2 separate regions of the Homo sapiens genome follow, and region 1 is linked to region 2. A link is a loop called in an ENCODE intact Hi-C map of the cell type or tissue named here. Cell type or tissue: mammary epithelial cell. All regions are shown on one strand.

Region 1 (8,000 bases), 1.2 Mb after region 2:
GGCCAACATGGTGAAACCCCATCTCTACCAAAAATACAAAAATTAGCCGGGTGTGGTGGCATGCGTCTATAATCCCAGCTACTCGGGAGGCTGAGGCAGGAGAATCGCTTGAACCTAGGAGGCGGAGGTTGCAGGGAGCAGAGATCGTGCCATTGCACTCCAGCCTGGGCAACAAGAGCGAAACTCCATCTCAAGAAAAAAAAATCGTCTTTTCTTTATGCTAGGAACAATTGAATTATTCTCGTCTAATTATTTTGAAATATACAATAGATATTGTAAACTATGATCATCCTATTTATCTATGAAACACTAGGTTTTATTTCTTCTATCGAACTGTATATTTGTACCCATTAGTCAACCTCTCTTCATCCCCCTCACCCCACCCTTTCTGGTGCCTGTGGTAACCACCAATCTGTTCTCTATTTCATGATAGTCACTTTTTAAGCTCCTACATATGAGTGAGAACATGTGATATTTGTCTTTCTGTGCTTGGCTTGTTTCACTTAATATAATGACCTCCAGTTCCATCCATGTTGCTGCATGTGACAGGATTTCATTCTTTCTTATGGCTGAATAATGTCCTGTTGTATATATATAACACATTTTCTTTATCCATTCATCCATTAATGGGCACTTAGGTTGGTTCCATATTTTGGCTATTATGAATAGTGCTGCAATAAACTTGGAAGTACAGAAGTGTCTTTGATATGCTGATTTCATTTCTTTTGGCTATATATAACTAGAAAAATTGCTGAACATATGATAGCTCTATTTTTAGTTTTTTGAGGAACTTCTATACAGTTTTCCATAGTGGTTGTACTAATTTACATTCCCACCAACGGTGTATGAAGGTTCTCCTTTCTTCACATCCTTGTCAGCATCTGTTATTGCCTTTTTGACAAAAGCCAGTTTTAATTGGGGTGAGAGATCTCTTTGTGATTTTGATTTGCATTTCTCTGATGACTAGCAATGTTGAGCATTTTTTTTTATATTCTTATTGGTCATTTATATGTCTTCTTTTGAAAAATGTCTATTCAGATCTTTTGCCCATTTTTAAATTGTATTATTTGTTGTTTTGCTATTGAGTTGTTTGAGCTCCTTATATATCCTGGTTATTAATCCTTTGTCAGATGAGCAGTTTGCAAATATTTTCTTCTATTCTGTGGATTGTCTCTACCTTGTTGCCTCCTTTGCTGTGCAGAAGGTTGATGTAATCTCATTTGTCTTTTGTTTTGGTTGCCTGTGATTTTGAAGTCTTACACCAAAAATTCTTTGCCAAGACCAATGTCCTGGAGTATTTCCCCAATGTTTTCTTCTAGTAGTTTCATAGTTTCAAGTCTTAAATTTAAGTCATCAATCCATTTTATTTGATTTTTGCATATAGTGAGAGATAGAGGTCTAGTTTCAATCTTCTGCGTATGGTTATCCAGTTTTTTCAGTGCCTTTTATTGAAGAGCCTGTTCTTTCCCCATTGTATGTGCTTGGTGTCTGCGTTGAAATGAGTTGGCTGTAAATACATGGATTTATGTCAGGGTTCTCTATTCTGTTCCTTTGGTTTGTGTGTCTGTTTTTATGTGAGTACCATGCTGGGTATCAAAACTTTTAAACACTGTATGCGAGAGAAAAAGAATAACAAAATTTTACCATTTAGAAAAAAATCAGTAAAGGAAAAAATGTTCAGCACGAAAGCATAATGAGTAGGGAACATAAATTACAATGACAGGCATACCACATTTGTCTTCGTTATCCATCTGTAATTGATTTTTGACTCCTCTCTCACTCACCATGTCTGTGCAGTTGACTCACTTGATTTTTCCTTGGAAAAGTCTTGTATCTGACCTTTTCCATTCCCACTACCACTTCTCTAGTTCCCTGGAGCCTGTACTAATTAAGTAGCTCTAGCACAGCATTTTTTTCTTTTTTTCTTTTTGTTTTTTTTTTTTTTTTTTTTTGAGACAGGGTCTCACTCTGTCACCCAGGCTGCAGTACAGTGGCACGATCGTGGCTCACTGCAGCCTTGACCTCCCCAGGCTCAGGTGATCCTCCCACTTCAGCCTCTCAAGTAGCTGGGACTACAGGTGTGCACCACCATGCCTGGCTAATTTTTGCATTTTTTGTATGAGGTTTGGTCAGGTTGCCCAGGCGGGTGTCAAACTCCTGGGCTCAACACATCCATCTGCCTCAGCCTCTCACCATGCTAGGATTACAAGCGTGAGCCACCAGGCCCAGCCCAAAGCATATTCTACCTTGGCCTTACCCACAGCAATGAGCAATCTTCATAAAACATAACCTCACACCCCTGCTCAAAAGCCTTCAGAAGCTCCTCATTTCTCACCATCTACCCTCTTAGCTGGTTTTTGAGACCTTGTATAATACTATCCCAGTTAACTGTGTTTTGTCAATTCTAAGACACATTTTTTTAAAAGACCTTTGAAACACCTCTGAAATCAGAGTGCATGTTACAATCGATGGCAATCATGGTGTCTTAGATTCAATATTTCTTTTCCCAGTTTGCCCTGGCTATGGGATACCTCTATGTTAGAAAACGAGACTTCTCGCTTTGTTATGCCATGACTCATTCTTTTATAGCTCCAAACTTTTTTTTAGACTTCTCCCTCTGTCTGGGTATCCCTCTTCCTCTGCCTCCCTTAACATATCTCCCTGTCAAAATCAGCTCATCTTTAATAAGGCCCAGCTCAAAGGCCAGCGCCTCAAAAACTGCTTTATACACCACCTTAGTGGGAACAACCGTCCCTCTGAATCCTCTCAGTTCCTTCTTTGTAAGTCTAGCATCTGTTATCACATAGTTCTTTTTAGTTAAATACTTGCATCCAGATTCGGTCCTGCAAATTGCTTGAGTGGACAGCTAAAATTGTGACATTATATGAAAGAACATGGGTTTCTTTCACGAGGACATTTTGAATAATTTCATTACAATCTGTGAAGTACTACCATTACAGAACTCAGTGAGAATCCTGCTTTGAACTGCCCTCTAGAGGTAGTACATTATCAGTGAGCCAGAGAGAGACCTACAACCATGGATGGGTGAAAGACAGTGGCTGCTAACCAGCTGGGAAGGGGAGCTGCTGAGAGTGTTCCTTCATCAGCAGGACTCGCTAATTGGCCCTGTTTGTGGGAGTAGCTGTTGGAAGGGTCAAGCTCTGGGAAACCGTGTTGCTTGGAGATTGCCAGCCCTCTCCAGTTTGCTCAGATGAGTCACTGTGATGTCTTGGAAGGGTGGGGCCTGACTAAGTAATAGCTTCCCTCAGGAAATCCAGACTGGGCTGGAAGTCCAGGAACTCTGGGTCATTTTCCAGGGAGATACTGAGTATAACTGCATCCTGTCAGAGGGTGTAGTCTGGGAAAAGATGGCTACATGTCCATGTCATTGTCTGCAACAGGATTCTTCTCCATCACAGCTAATTTTGAACTCTCCCAAGCATAAATCTTTACTGCAATACATTCACAAAGCTTTATTCCCCCCTCCCTCTTTTTCTGAGTAAACTTCTGTGGCCACGAGAAGATAAAAGTCATCTCAGGTGTTCTCTTGCTAGCCAGGAAATTCTGTGACTAAATTTTAAATGACTTGTGAAATTTCCTGCTTACTTCTGCTTCCTAGGGCAAATGCCATTTTCTGTAAGTGCCTCCCTGTTACCTGACTTGACTTTCCATAGGCATCCCCTCCAGCCTCAGTCTGTGCCAACAGAGGGATTAGATTCTAGAGGCTCCAGGTCCCTGCCAGCTTCAACATTCTAACATCTGCTTGGTGCTCAACATAGCTTGCCTCCCAGGCACTGAGTTTACGCATTAATGAGTTTGAAGTTCATTTTCCTCTGAGGCAAATCAGTTGGCATGATGTGATCTGGGAATGTCCTTTGAAAGCTTTCCATAGGATGTGACTTCTCTCCATGTCTTCATACCAGAAGACCTTGCATAAAGGTCACAATTGTTGAGCTGATTTCACCTCAAGAAATCATTTTGTCTTAGAATTTTTTCCTCATTAAAAAAGTCGAGCACTTTGGGAGGCCAAGGTGGCAGATCACCTGAGGTCAGGAGTTTGAGACCAGCCTGGCCAACATGGTGAAACCCCGTCTCTAATAAAAATACAAAAATTAGCCAGGCATGGTGCTGCACATCCATAATCCCAGCTACTCAGGAGGCTGAGGCACGAGAATCACTTGAACCCAGGAAGTGGAGGTTGCAGTGAGCCGAGATCACGCCACTGCACTCCAGCCTGGGCAACAGGCGACAGAGCGAGACTCTATCTTAAAAAAAAAAAGTCATAGGCTGGGCATGGTGACTCATACCTGTAGTCCCAGCACTTTGGGAGGCCAAGGTAGGAGGATCACTTTTGAACTCAGGAGTTCAAGACCAGCCTGGGCAACATGGCAAAACCCCATCTCTACAAGAAATACAAAAATTAGCCTGGCATGGTGGTACACCCCTGTAGTCCCAGCTACTCCAGAGGCTGAGGTGGGAGAATCACCTCAGCCCAGGAAGTCTAGGGTGCAGTGAGCCAAGATCACGCCACTGCACTCCAGCCTGGGTGACAGAGTGAGACTCTGTTTCAAAAGAAGAAATCATAAAGATTTATTATAGAAAATATAGACATTATAGAAAATTATTAAAAAGGAAATAAGAATCACTTAAATGCAACTTCTCAGAGGTAATACTATTAACACCATGGCAGGCAACACAACAAATTTTCTTTGTGTGTATGATCATACGATTTTTTAGTGCTTGATACGGAATTGGAATCACACTTTTCAAACTGTTTTTTAGCCTGCTTTTTCCTATAATTATAAATGATTAACATTTCATTTGTCATTATGCAACAGTTCATAGAGTGGACTCTGGATCTATCTGAATTTGAATCTTGGCTCATCACTTACCGTGTGACCCTTGGGCGTGTCCTTTAACTGAAATAATTTCTGCAAATTCCTCATCTGTAAAATGGGGATAATAATGGCTCCTACTTCACAAAATGTTGTAAATATTTAAGTGAGTCAACATTTGCCAAGTACTTAGAACAATGCTGGCAGGTAGTGTGGGCTTTATGGGGCCCACACTACTACAACTACTATAACTACTACTACTACTACAGCTACTATAACTACTACTACATTTTCTTCTACAACATCATTTTAAGACTGAATAGGATTACATTGTTTGGTTGTGGCGTAATTTATTTAGTCAAAGTCCCATTCTTGAATAGAGTGTTCTGCTTTTTTGGTATTATAAATAATACTGCAACAAATACCCTCTTCTGTAACAGGACAGACTATGTACCAGGTAGGGGAGGAATGCAGTGATGGGGATGGAAGAACTATGTTTTACCTTCTTTGTTTTGAGCTTGGTGGAGAGGCAAATATTTTGATATCTCACTTTTGCCTGGAAGGCTGCTACTGAGAAACCATTCAGACTTTCTGGCATCAGCCAGTTAAATATTTGGTGGTCCTTGCCAAACTGAATCACCTGGATTCCTAACCTAAGATTCTGGTCAGAAAAGGATTCTTAACCACCCAGGTCATATACTCTGACTCTTTACCCAATTACCCAATTGCTACCATGGGTGTCTCAGCCACGTGGGCTCTGCTCCAAGGAAGCATTGGTGTGTACTCAGTGAACTGTAGTGGGTCCCTGGAGCCTCATTTTCCAGGCTGGTGGAGGTGAAGGTCCTGCTCTGCCTTCTCTTGGAGCTCTATTCCTGTGGTCTTCCCCCTCAATACTACTGGAGAGAAGGGGAAGGGACCCCTTCTGGTTTCTGTCCTTAGTTATGGTAATGATAATGATGCATTCTTGTAGAACGGGCGTAGTTATCTGTCTACAAACTGAGGGAATGACAGAAAAATTTCATGGCTTCATGGAACAACTTTATACAACAAAGCTGTGCCATTGCAGACCAACACTGCCAAGAAGAAACTTGCTGGGGTATTAGCAACGGATCGGATCACTTCCATGAAGATGTGCATGCGGGAGTGTGTCAAATGCCTAGTTCTTACAGTCTCTCAGGTGTCATCAACCAAACCACCTGCTTGGTTCTCAGCCCCTCCTAGCCAAAATTTATAACCTGACCACATTCTGGAAGACCCACAACTTCTAGATTTCTGCCTTTATTATCTCTTAGGTCCACCGGAAGGTTCTACCCACCTGCTACCCACTGTGGGGTTCTAGATAAATACCACTTCCTAGAGAATTCCCTTAATACATGGAGATGGAAGAGCTGTCCCCCAACCTCAACCATCTCCAAATCAAATGGTCAGTTAACCTGGTGCCAGGGGGTCTTTGTTTCTATCAAGTGAGTGGATATTCTTTTAGAATACAAGGATGAGGCCACTGACACTAGATAAAAATAGTTGTGAAATAAGCAAAACTAGTTTATACTTTTAGAAGTCAGGATAATGATTACCCTTAGTGGAAAGGTCAAGCTCTGGGAAACCATGTTGCTGGAAGAGGGTACAAGGGAGGCTTCTAGGGGGTGGATAACATTTTGGGTTTTGACCTGGGTGCTGGTTACATGGGTGTGTTCAATTTGTGAAAGTTCAATGAACTATACACTCATGATAAGTATACTTTTATCTATTAAAAAAATTTAAGTAGGAGATATTGATAAACCAAAAGAGCCCAAGGAGATCCACCTCTCTTAAGACTAGTGGTTCTTTCCTAGTAGGGCTACCAGATTTAGCAAATAAAAATACAAGACAGACAGTTAAATTTGAATTTCAGGTAAACAATGAATAATTTTTAGTTTAACTGTGTCCCATGCAATATATGGGACATATTTATGCTAAAAAAAGTATTCATTGCTTACCTGAAATTCAAATTTAACTGGTTGTCCTGCATGGCAGGATTTGATCTAGCAACTCTAATCTTAAATCTTCTAAATAAGTCTCTTCATCAATATAACAAAGTAAAAAAAGGATATCTATTGAATTATATATATGAAGCATATGTAGTCTTGGAAGGAAATACTAAAATCTGTAAATAAAGCATAGGAGACAAAGAAATGAGAAAATAAATGTTTTAATTTTTTGTTTTATCTATTCCTCATTCATTTCATATTTCTCTTCTGTTGTTCCTTGGTTTCTCATTCCCACATTCATATCAATGAAAATAAGGGAAATAAGACAAGTAAGAGAAATAAGATAATGCCAAATACTTCACACTTTCATTTAGTAAGTTTGAATTCACAACTCTGTTGGTCAATGTTTCTGAAAATATTGTTCCTGTATTTGTCTGTGTTTTTGTTTCTTATTTTTGACTGAACTATTTCCTCCCTATTTCACTCTCTTTTAGAACTTGGCCTGCAAACTTTGACCAGACAGAAGTTGAACCCTTCTCAGTCTAATCAGTGTTTTTCCTGCCTTTTCTTATCTTTAGGTTTCATAGGCTAAATGTGAAAAATCTATTTGTTGTTGATCTCAAAAAGGCCACATTTTCCTCTCCAACAATGTTAACTTATACATACCTGCTACATTTCAATTGTTTTTTAAACAAATATGAACCAAAGTCAGAATTCCATTTCATTTCCTTTTTTATGCTTCCTACTCTTAAAGATGAAGAAATTCTGGTACAAATTATTTGGTACAACTATGCTTTATCAGTACATGGAATTGAGTCCCCAAGATTTTGTGCTTTGATACATTTTCAGTATATATTGATGAATGGTAATAAAATAAAATTATTTCCTGCTTGAAAAGGCTCCTAAATTGTGACTTTGTCACCAAGAGTGTCATCCACTTTATTCAGAGTAAAATACTCAATAATTATTTTTATCATTTTTTTCATTTAAACAATAAATACATGTCCTACAATACTTGAGGAGAGAAAGAAGGGGAAAAGAGGGAAGTTGCATCAACATCAAAGAAAGATTATAAGGTACCTCTCAACAACCCGCCTTTGAAATCCTAACCATCTAAAGGCTAACTATCCTAGTCTTTTCAAGTTAGTAGTTTCCTGCAATATTGTCAACTAAAAAGTATATTTTTGATTGAATCACT
Region 2 (8,000 bases):
GTTTATTCTAGTTAGCCATTCATCTAATCTTTTTTCAAGGTTTTTAGCTTCTTTGTGATGGGTTCCGACATCCTCCTCTAGCTCAGAGAAGTTTATTACCAATACTCTGAAGCCTTCTGTCAACTCGTCAAAGTCCTTCTCCATCCAGCTTTGTTCTGTTGCTGGTGAGGAGATGTGTTCCTTTGGAGGAGGAGAGGTGCTCTGGTTTTTAGAATTTTCAGCTATTCTGCTCTGGTTTCTCCCCATCTTTGTGGTTTTATCTACCTTTGGTCTTTGATGGTGATGTACAGATGGGGTTTTGGTGTGGATGTCCTTTCTGTTTGTTAGTTTTCCTTCTAACAGTCAGGACCCTCAGCTGCAGGTCTGTTGAAGTTTGCTGGAGGTCCACTCCAGACCCTGTTTGCCTGGGTATCACCAGCGGAGGCTGTAGAACAGCAAATATTGCAGAACAGCAAATGTTGCTGTCTGACTGTTCCTCTGGAAGCTTCATCTCAGAGGGACACCCGGCCATATGAGGTGTCAGTTGGCCCCTACTGGGAGGTGTCTCCCAGTTAGGCTACTCAGGAGTCAGGGACCCACTCAAGGCGGCAGTCTGTCCGTTCTCACATCTCAGAGTCCGTGCTGGGAGTCTTTGAAGACTACTCTCTTCAAAGCTGTCAGACAAGGACGTTTAAGGCTGCAGAAATTTCTGCTGCCTTTTGTTCAGCTATGCCCTGCCCCCAGAGGTGGGGTCTACAGAGGCAGACAGGCCTCCTTGAGCTGCAGTGGGATCCACCCAGTTCAAGCTTCCTGGCTGCTTTGTTTACCTACTCAAGCCTCAGCAATGGTGGGCGCCCCTCTCCCAGCCTCGCTGCTGCCTTGCAGTTCGATCTCAGACTGCTGTGCTAGCAATGAGTGAGGGTCCATGGGCGTGGGACCCTCTGAGCCAGGTGCAGGATATAATCTCCTGGTGTGCCGTTTGCTAAGACCATTGGAAAAGCACAGTATTAGGGTAGGAGTGACCGATTTTCCAGGTGCCGTCTGTCACAGCTTCCCTTGGCTAGGAAAGGGAATTCCCTGACCTCTTGTGCTTCCTGGGTGAGGCGATGCCTCGCCCTGCTTTGGCTCACGCTCCGTGGGCTGTGCCCACTGTCCTGCACCCACTGTCTGACAAACTCCAGTGAGATGAACCTGGTACCTCAGTTAGAAATGCAGAAATCACCTGTCTTCTCTGTCCCTCATGCTGGGAGCTATAGACTGGAGCTGTTCCTATTGGGCCATCTTGGAACCTCATGGAAACTCTTATTATTAACTGAGCCAGGCCAAGGGATAGGAATAGCTCTGGCTAAGCGGTGGCCAAGGATGTGGGCAGAAGACAACCCTCCAGGGTTGGCAATCAACCAGGCCCCCATACTCATAGAATTTAAGCCTGGGGCCCAGCCAGTCAGGCAAAATCAGTACCCGGTCCCCAGAGAAGTTCTTGAAGGTATCCAGGTCCATCTCAAGTGCCTGAGGGCCTTTGGAATTATAGTTCCTTGTCAGTCTCCATGGAACACTCCCCTCCTGCCTGTTCCCAAGTCAGGGACCAAGGACTACAGGCCAGTGCAGGACTTGTGCTTGGTCAGTCAAGCTACAGTGACTTTGCACCCAATGGTACCTAACCCATACACATTGTTGGGGTTACTGCCAGCTGAGGACAGCTGGTTCACCTGCCTGGACCTGAAGGACACTTTCTTTAGCATGAGACTAGACCCTGAGCGCCAGAAACTGTTTGCCTTTCAGTGGGAGGATCTGTGGTCAGGTGTCACCACTCAGTACACTTGAACCCAGCTTCCCCAAGGGTTCAAGAACTCCCCCACCATCTTCAGGGAGGCATTGGCTCGAGACTTCCAAAAGTTCCCCGCTAGAGACCTAGGTTGCGTGTTGCTCCAGTACATTGATGACCTCCTGCTGGGACACCCCACAGCAGTCGGGCGCACCAAGGGAATGGATACCGTGCTCCAGCACCTGGAGGACTGTGGGTATAAGGTGTCCAAGAAGAAAGCTCAGATCTGCCAACAGCAGGTATGTTACTTGGGATTTACTATCCGACAGGGAGAGTGCAGCCTGGGATCAAAAAGAAAGCAGGTCATTTGCAACCTACCGGAGCCTGAGACCAGAAAGCAGTTGAGAGAATTCTTAGGAGCTGTGGGGTTCTGCAGGTTATGGATCCCAAACTTTGCAGTACTGGCCAAGCCTCTGTATGAAGTCACAAAGGGGGATAACAAAGAGTCTTTTGAATGGGAGTCCCAACAGCAACGAGCTTTTCATGAGTTAAAAGAGAAACTCATTTCAGCCCCAGCCCTGGGGCTGCCTGACCTGACAAAGCCATTTACACTATATGTGTCAGAGAGAGAAAAAATGGCAGTTGGAATTTTAACCCAGACGGTGGGGCCCTGGCCAAGACTGGTAGCCTACCTCTCCAAACAACTAGATGGAGTTTTTAAAGATTGGCCCCCGTGTTTGAGGGCCTTGGCAGCAACTGCCCTGCTAGCACAAGAAGTGGATAAACTAACTCTTGGGCAAAACCTGAACATAAAGGCCTCCCATGCTGTGGTGACTTTAATGAATACCAAAGGGCATCATTGGCTCATGAATGCTAGACTAACTAGGTACCAAAACTTACTCTGTGAAAAGCCCTGCATAACTATTGAAGTTTGCAACACCTTGAACCCCGCCACCTTACTCCCGGTACCAGAGAGCCCAGTTGAACAGAACTGTGTAGAGGTATTGGACACAGTTTATTCTAGCAGGCTGGACCTCCAAGACCATACTTGGGCATCAGTAGACTGGGAGCTGTATGTGGACAGGAGCAGCTTTGTCAACCCACAAGGAGAGAGGTGTGCGTGATATGCAGTGGTAACCCTGGACGCTGTCATTGAAGCCAAATCATTGCCCCAGGGTACTTCAGCCCAGAAGGCCGAACTCATTGCTTTAATTTGGGCCTTAGAGCTAAGTGAAGGTAAGACTGTAAATATTTATACTGGCTCTCGGTATGCCTTCTTAACCCTCCAAGTGCATGGGGCTTTATATAAAGGAAAAGTCCTGTTGAACTCTGGGGGAAAAGACATATATCAGCAAGAGATCCTGCAGTTATTGAGGCAGTATGGAAGCTCCAAAAGGTGGCAGTCATGCACTGCAAAGAACACCAGTGAACTTCCACCTTGATTGCATTGGGCAACTCCTGAGCTGACTCAGAGGCTCGAAAATCAGCATCCACCCCCTACCGGGCATCAGTCACAGTCCCCCTGCTCCCTCAGGTACCTGACCTTGTACTTACTTAATCTAAAGAAGAGAAGGACCTTCTCCAGGCAGAGGGAGGGCAGGTGATAGAAGAGGGATGGATCCAGTTGTTGGATGGAAGAATAGCCATGCCATAACTGCGAGGAGCCGCAGTCGTACTGGCTGTGCAGGAGACCACCCACCTAGGTCAAGATCACTTGAAAAGTTGTTGGGCCAGTACTTCTACATCTCGCATCTGTCAGCCCTTGCCAGAAATAGTGGTGCAGCAGTGTGTTGCCTGCCGGCAGCGCAGTGCTGAGCAAGGTCCAACCATCCCACCCGGCATACGAGCTTCTGGAGCAGCTCCCTTTGAAGATTTCCAAGTAGACTTTACTGAGATGCCCAAATGTGGAGGTAACAAGAAATTGCTAGTTCTAGTGTGTACATACTCTGGGTGGGTAGAGGCCTATCCAACACGGACTGAGAAAGCTCGTGAAGTAACCCGTGTGCTTCTCTGAGATCTCATCCCTAAGTTTGGGCTGCCCTTACGAATCAGCTTGGACAACGGGCTGGCATTTGTGGCTGACTCGGTACAGAAGACAGCAAAGGTGATTGGGTGTGGATCAAGGATTGGAACATAGCCCCGTTGCGGCCACAGTGGAAAGGACCCCAGACCGTTGTCTTGACCACCCCCACAGCCATAAAAGTAGAGGAAATCCCAGCCTGGATCCACCACAGTCACATAAAGCCCGCAGCACCTGAGACCTGGGAGGGGAAACCAAGCCCAGACAACCCATGCAAGGTGACTTTGAAGAAGATGACAAGCCCTGCCCCAATCACACCCGGAAGCTGACGGGTCCACGCATGGCCAAAGCATGAGGAAACTCATCGTGGGACTCATTTTCCTTAAATTTCGGACTTGTGCAGTAAGGACTTCAACTGACCTTCCTCAGACTGAGGACTGTTCAAGTTACTGAGTAGGGCAAAAAGTTAAAACAGTCTTTCTGTTTTATAGTTATTATGAATGTACTGGACTCTAAAAGGGACTTGTGTGTATAATGCCACCCAGTACAAGGAATGCATCCCAGGAAGTGACCAACCTGATGTGTGCTATAACCCGTTAGAACTACTTGATCTCCGTTGGAAAACAGGAGAGTATGTAACTCTAGGAATCGATGGAACTGGACTGGCAGGAAGACCTGGGTTGTGAACATGACAGTGAGAACTCTCACTAGTGAATGAGGTTCTCAAAGGGGGAAATGAGGAGCGAGGCCATTTCTCTTACTGTCTCCTGTCTCTGAAGAGAAGGAGGAAGTAAAAAGTTGAAAAACAACAGGAATGAAGTCAGTGGCAAGGCCAGCCAGTGCCACTGATGACCAGGCCTGAGGTTAAAAGGTTAACCCCCCACTCTAACCACATCTGCTCTTAATCTATCACAACCGTTTCATGTGGAACCCCTTAGAGTTGTAAGCCCTTAAAAGGGCCAGGAACTCTGGCTTTGGCGAGCTCGGTTCTTGAGACATGAGTCTGCCGAAGCTCCCGGCTGTTGAGACGTGAGTCTGCCGAGGCTCCCGGCCAAATAAAGCCAAATCCTTCCTTCACCCAGTGTCTGAGGGGTTTTGTCAGTGGTTCGTCCTGCTACAATAATATTACAAATAGGCACGTTATTGTGAATAATCTTCTTAACCAGCAACATTTATAACAGGACTACTCTCTGCCAGGCCCTGTGTTCAGTGTTCCACGCACACTATCCGCCCCCTGCCAAGGCCTCTCAATAGCCTTCCAATGTGGGAAGTAGGTACCTTTATTTCATCACTGATTGTCACACACATCATTATTTTATATACTGTTAAAAAAGGAAAATAAAGTCAATTAATTGACACAAAGTATTTCTTAGCCCTTAGAATTTTTATTTTACAGTTCTGAAAGAGCTCTTTTAGATTTCCTTCAACAGAGATGGTTACTGCATACCACTCTTGTGCATAGATAATAGGGAAAATACAAGTGAAATGAACAGGTGAAGATACTCCCCAAACTTCCTCTGATCTAGGGCCCACTCTTGGGATCACCATGGCCCAGTCCTTGAGATCCGAGTTTTACCCACAGTGCTGTCCTTTGTGGCAAGAGTGTTGGTACGGTGGCATTGCCTCAAAGAGGCTCCACTCTTGTCTCTGGGGTTCTCTATCTGGCAGCTGACATCCCATCTGCGAGTTCTAATGTGTATGTCCAGGTGAGAATGACTACATTCACAACTCCTGCCAGCCCCACAAACACCTTAAAACACATCTCTATTTCAGAGATGTTAAGATGTGAAAAGGGTATATCTTAGAGTCCTTGAAATAAATTAGCAGTCACTTAAATTATTCCCATTTTAGAGATGAGGCTTAGGAAACTTTAATAACTTGCCCTTTAATAAGTTCATCCTCGCTAACAATTGGCAGAACCAGGATTGAACCCAATCCACCTGAGTCCCTCTGACAGTGTCCTCGGTGAGGAGGAGGTCTCCAGGCCAGGGCCCAGTGGTGAGAACAGAAGAAGCAGAACCACAAACTGTCTTATGCTGGCCTAACATAGAGAACCTCCATGGTTTATCACAAACAGCAAAGGCAAAAGAATGCCTATTTTCCTAGTTACAAGACAGATTTCACCACAATGCAATACTACTTACTACTTCACCACAATGCGATTCATACCCTTAGGATGGCTATAATTAAAAAAAAAAAAAAAAAGAAAAAGGACATTGTCAACTGCGGGTAGGGATATAGAGAGATTGGAGCCCTCATACATTGCTTTTGGGAATGGGAAATGGTGCAGCTGTGTGGAAAACAGCTTGGCAGCTCCTCAAATGGTTAAACATCGAGTTATGAGCCCAGCAATTCTACCCCTAGGTACCTGAGAGAATAAAAAACCTACGTTCACACAAACTCTTGCAATGAATGTTTATAGTCATATAATAGGTAGCTAAAATGTGGAATCAACAGATGAATGAATAAACCAAATGTGTTTCCAGGCAACAATCTATCTTTTCTCTATTGCAGAGGCTAAAGCAACTAACTCCATCTTGGATGCTAATCTGCCATTTTGACTTCTGATAAACCCATTTGGGGAATGCCTCTAAGATTTCTACTTTACTACTTACTGTAAATCCTGCTCTTAGGCAAATTCCTTTTGAGGCATGGATATCTTTTCCCTATGGTATATAAGCCCTGGGCCTGGGGGGTAATGGTGTGGGGATTCACTGTCTCGTACCACCAGGAACATGGCTTCCATTCCTATATCCCTATTAAATGTTTACTTCTGAGAAGCTGGATTGCCAGCCTCTTTCTCTGGCCTCTCAACTCCCTTGGCCTTTGGAGGCAGGTTTGCATAGACCTAATCACTGCAGAATAGCCATAAAAATGAATGAAGTACTGATGCATGCTATACCAGGGATGAATCTTGAAAACATTGTAAGTGAAGCCAGACACAAAAGACCAGGTATTGTATGGTTCTATGTATATGAGATGTCCAGAATTGGCAATTCTGTAGAGATAGGAAGAAGATTAGTGGTTGCCAAAGGCTGGGTAGGTGGGAATGAGGACTGAATACTTGCTATGATCTGAATGTGTGTGTCCCTCCAAAATTCATATGTTGAAACTGAATATGTTGAAAGTGAATACCCAGTGTATTAAGAAGTGGTACCTTTGAGGAAGTGATGAAGTTATAAGCACTCCATCCCAATAAGGGAGACTATTGTTCTTATAAAAGAGGTCAAGGCCAGGCCTGGTGGCTCACACCTGTAATCCCAGCATTTTGGGAGGCCGAAGCAGGCAGATTGCTTGAGCCCAGGAGTTTGAGGCCAGTCTGGGCAACATGGTGAAACCCTGTCTCTACAAAAATTACAAAAAGTTAGGTGACAGCCGGGCACGGTGGCTCATGCCTGTAATCCCAGCACTTTGGGAGGCTAAGGCAGGTGGATCACTGGACGTCAGGAGTTCGAGACCAGCCTGGCCAACAGGGTGAAACCCTGTCTCCACTAATAATACAAAAATTAGCCAGGGGTGGTGGCACATGCCTGTAATCCTAGCTACTCGGGAGGCTGACACAGGAGGATCGCTTGAACCCAGGAGACAGAGGTTGTAGTGAGCGGAGATCATGCCATTGCACTCCAGCCTGAGCAACAAAGGGAGGCTCTGTCTCAAAACAAAACAAAACAAACAAACAAACAAAAGTTAGCTGAGAGTGGCGGCACATGCCTATAGTCCCAGCTACTCAGGAGGCTGAGGTGGGAGGATCAGCTGAACCCAGGAGGTTGAGGCTGTAGTGAATTGTGATTGTGTTGCTGTACTCCAACCTGGGCAACAGAGTGAGACCCTGTCTCAACAACAATAAAAAAGAGATCAAAGGGAATGCCTTAGTCCCTTTTCCCCTTTCACTTTTATGCCATGTGAGGACACACAAGAGCACCTATCTTGGAAGCAAAGATGGAGCCCTCACCAGACACCAAATCTGCTGGCTTTGATCTTAGAGCTCTCAGCCTCCAGAGCTATGAAAAATAAATATCTGGGCCAGTGGCAGTGACTCGCACCTATAATCCCAGCGCTTTGGGAGGCTGAGACAGGTGGATGACCTGAGGTTGGAAGTTCGAGACCAGCCTGACCAACATGAAGAAACCCCGTCTCTACTAAAAATATAAAATTAGCTGGGCATGGTGGCTTATGCCTATATCCTAGCTACTCGGGAGGCTGAGGCAGGAGAATTGCTTGAACCTGGGAGGCAGA

Evidence for each region. Peaks named below come from ENCODE experiments on the same cell type or tissue, not always from the same donor. Only the 100,000 strongest peaks of a DNase experiment are listed, where the experiment ranks them.
Region 1: a loop joins it to region 2, with 9 times the contacts of the local background. A loop is called at or near these places in 2 of 110 quality-filtered maps.

Annotation. Positions count from the first base shown.
Region 1 is chr2:63,694,235-63,702,234 of GRCh38, reverse strand. It overlaps a transcript of WDPCP not described here. Among named protein-coding and RNA genes, the nearest start is that of MDH1, 110 kb to the right of the region's middle. In mammary epithelial cell, a CTCF peak has its summit at 3,010 (motif pointing left); DNase peaks (open chromatin) are centred at 3,194 and 5,464; H3K27ac peaks cover 1,653 bases.
Region 2 is chr2:64,884,295-64,892,294 of GRCh38, reverse strand. No RefSeq gene overlaps it. Among named protein-coding and RNA genes, the nearest start is that of LINC01800, 25 kb to the right of the region's middle. In mammary epithelial cell, a CTCF peak has its summit at 3,152 (motif pointing right); a DNase peak (open chromatin) is centred at 3,194; H3K27me3 peaks cover 120 bases.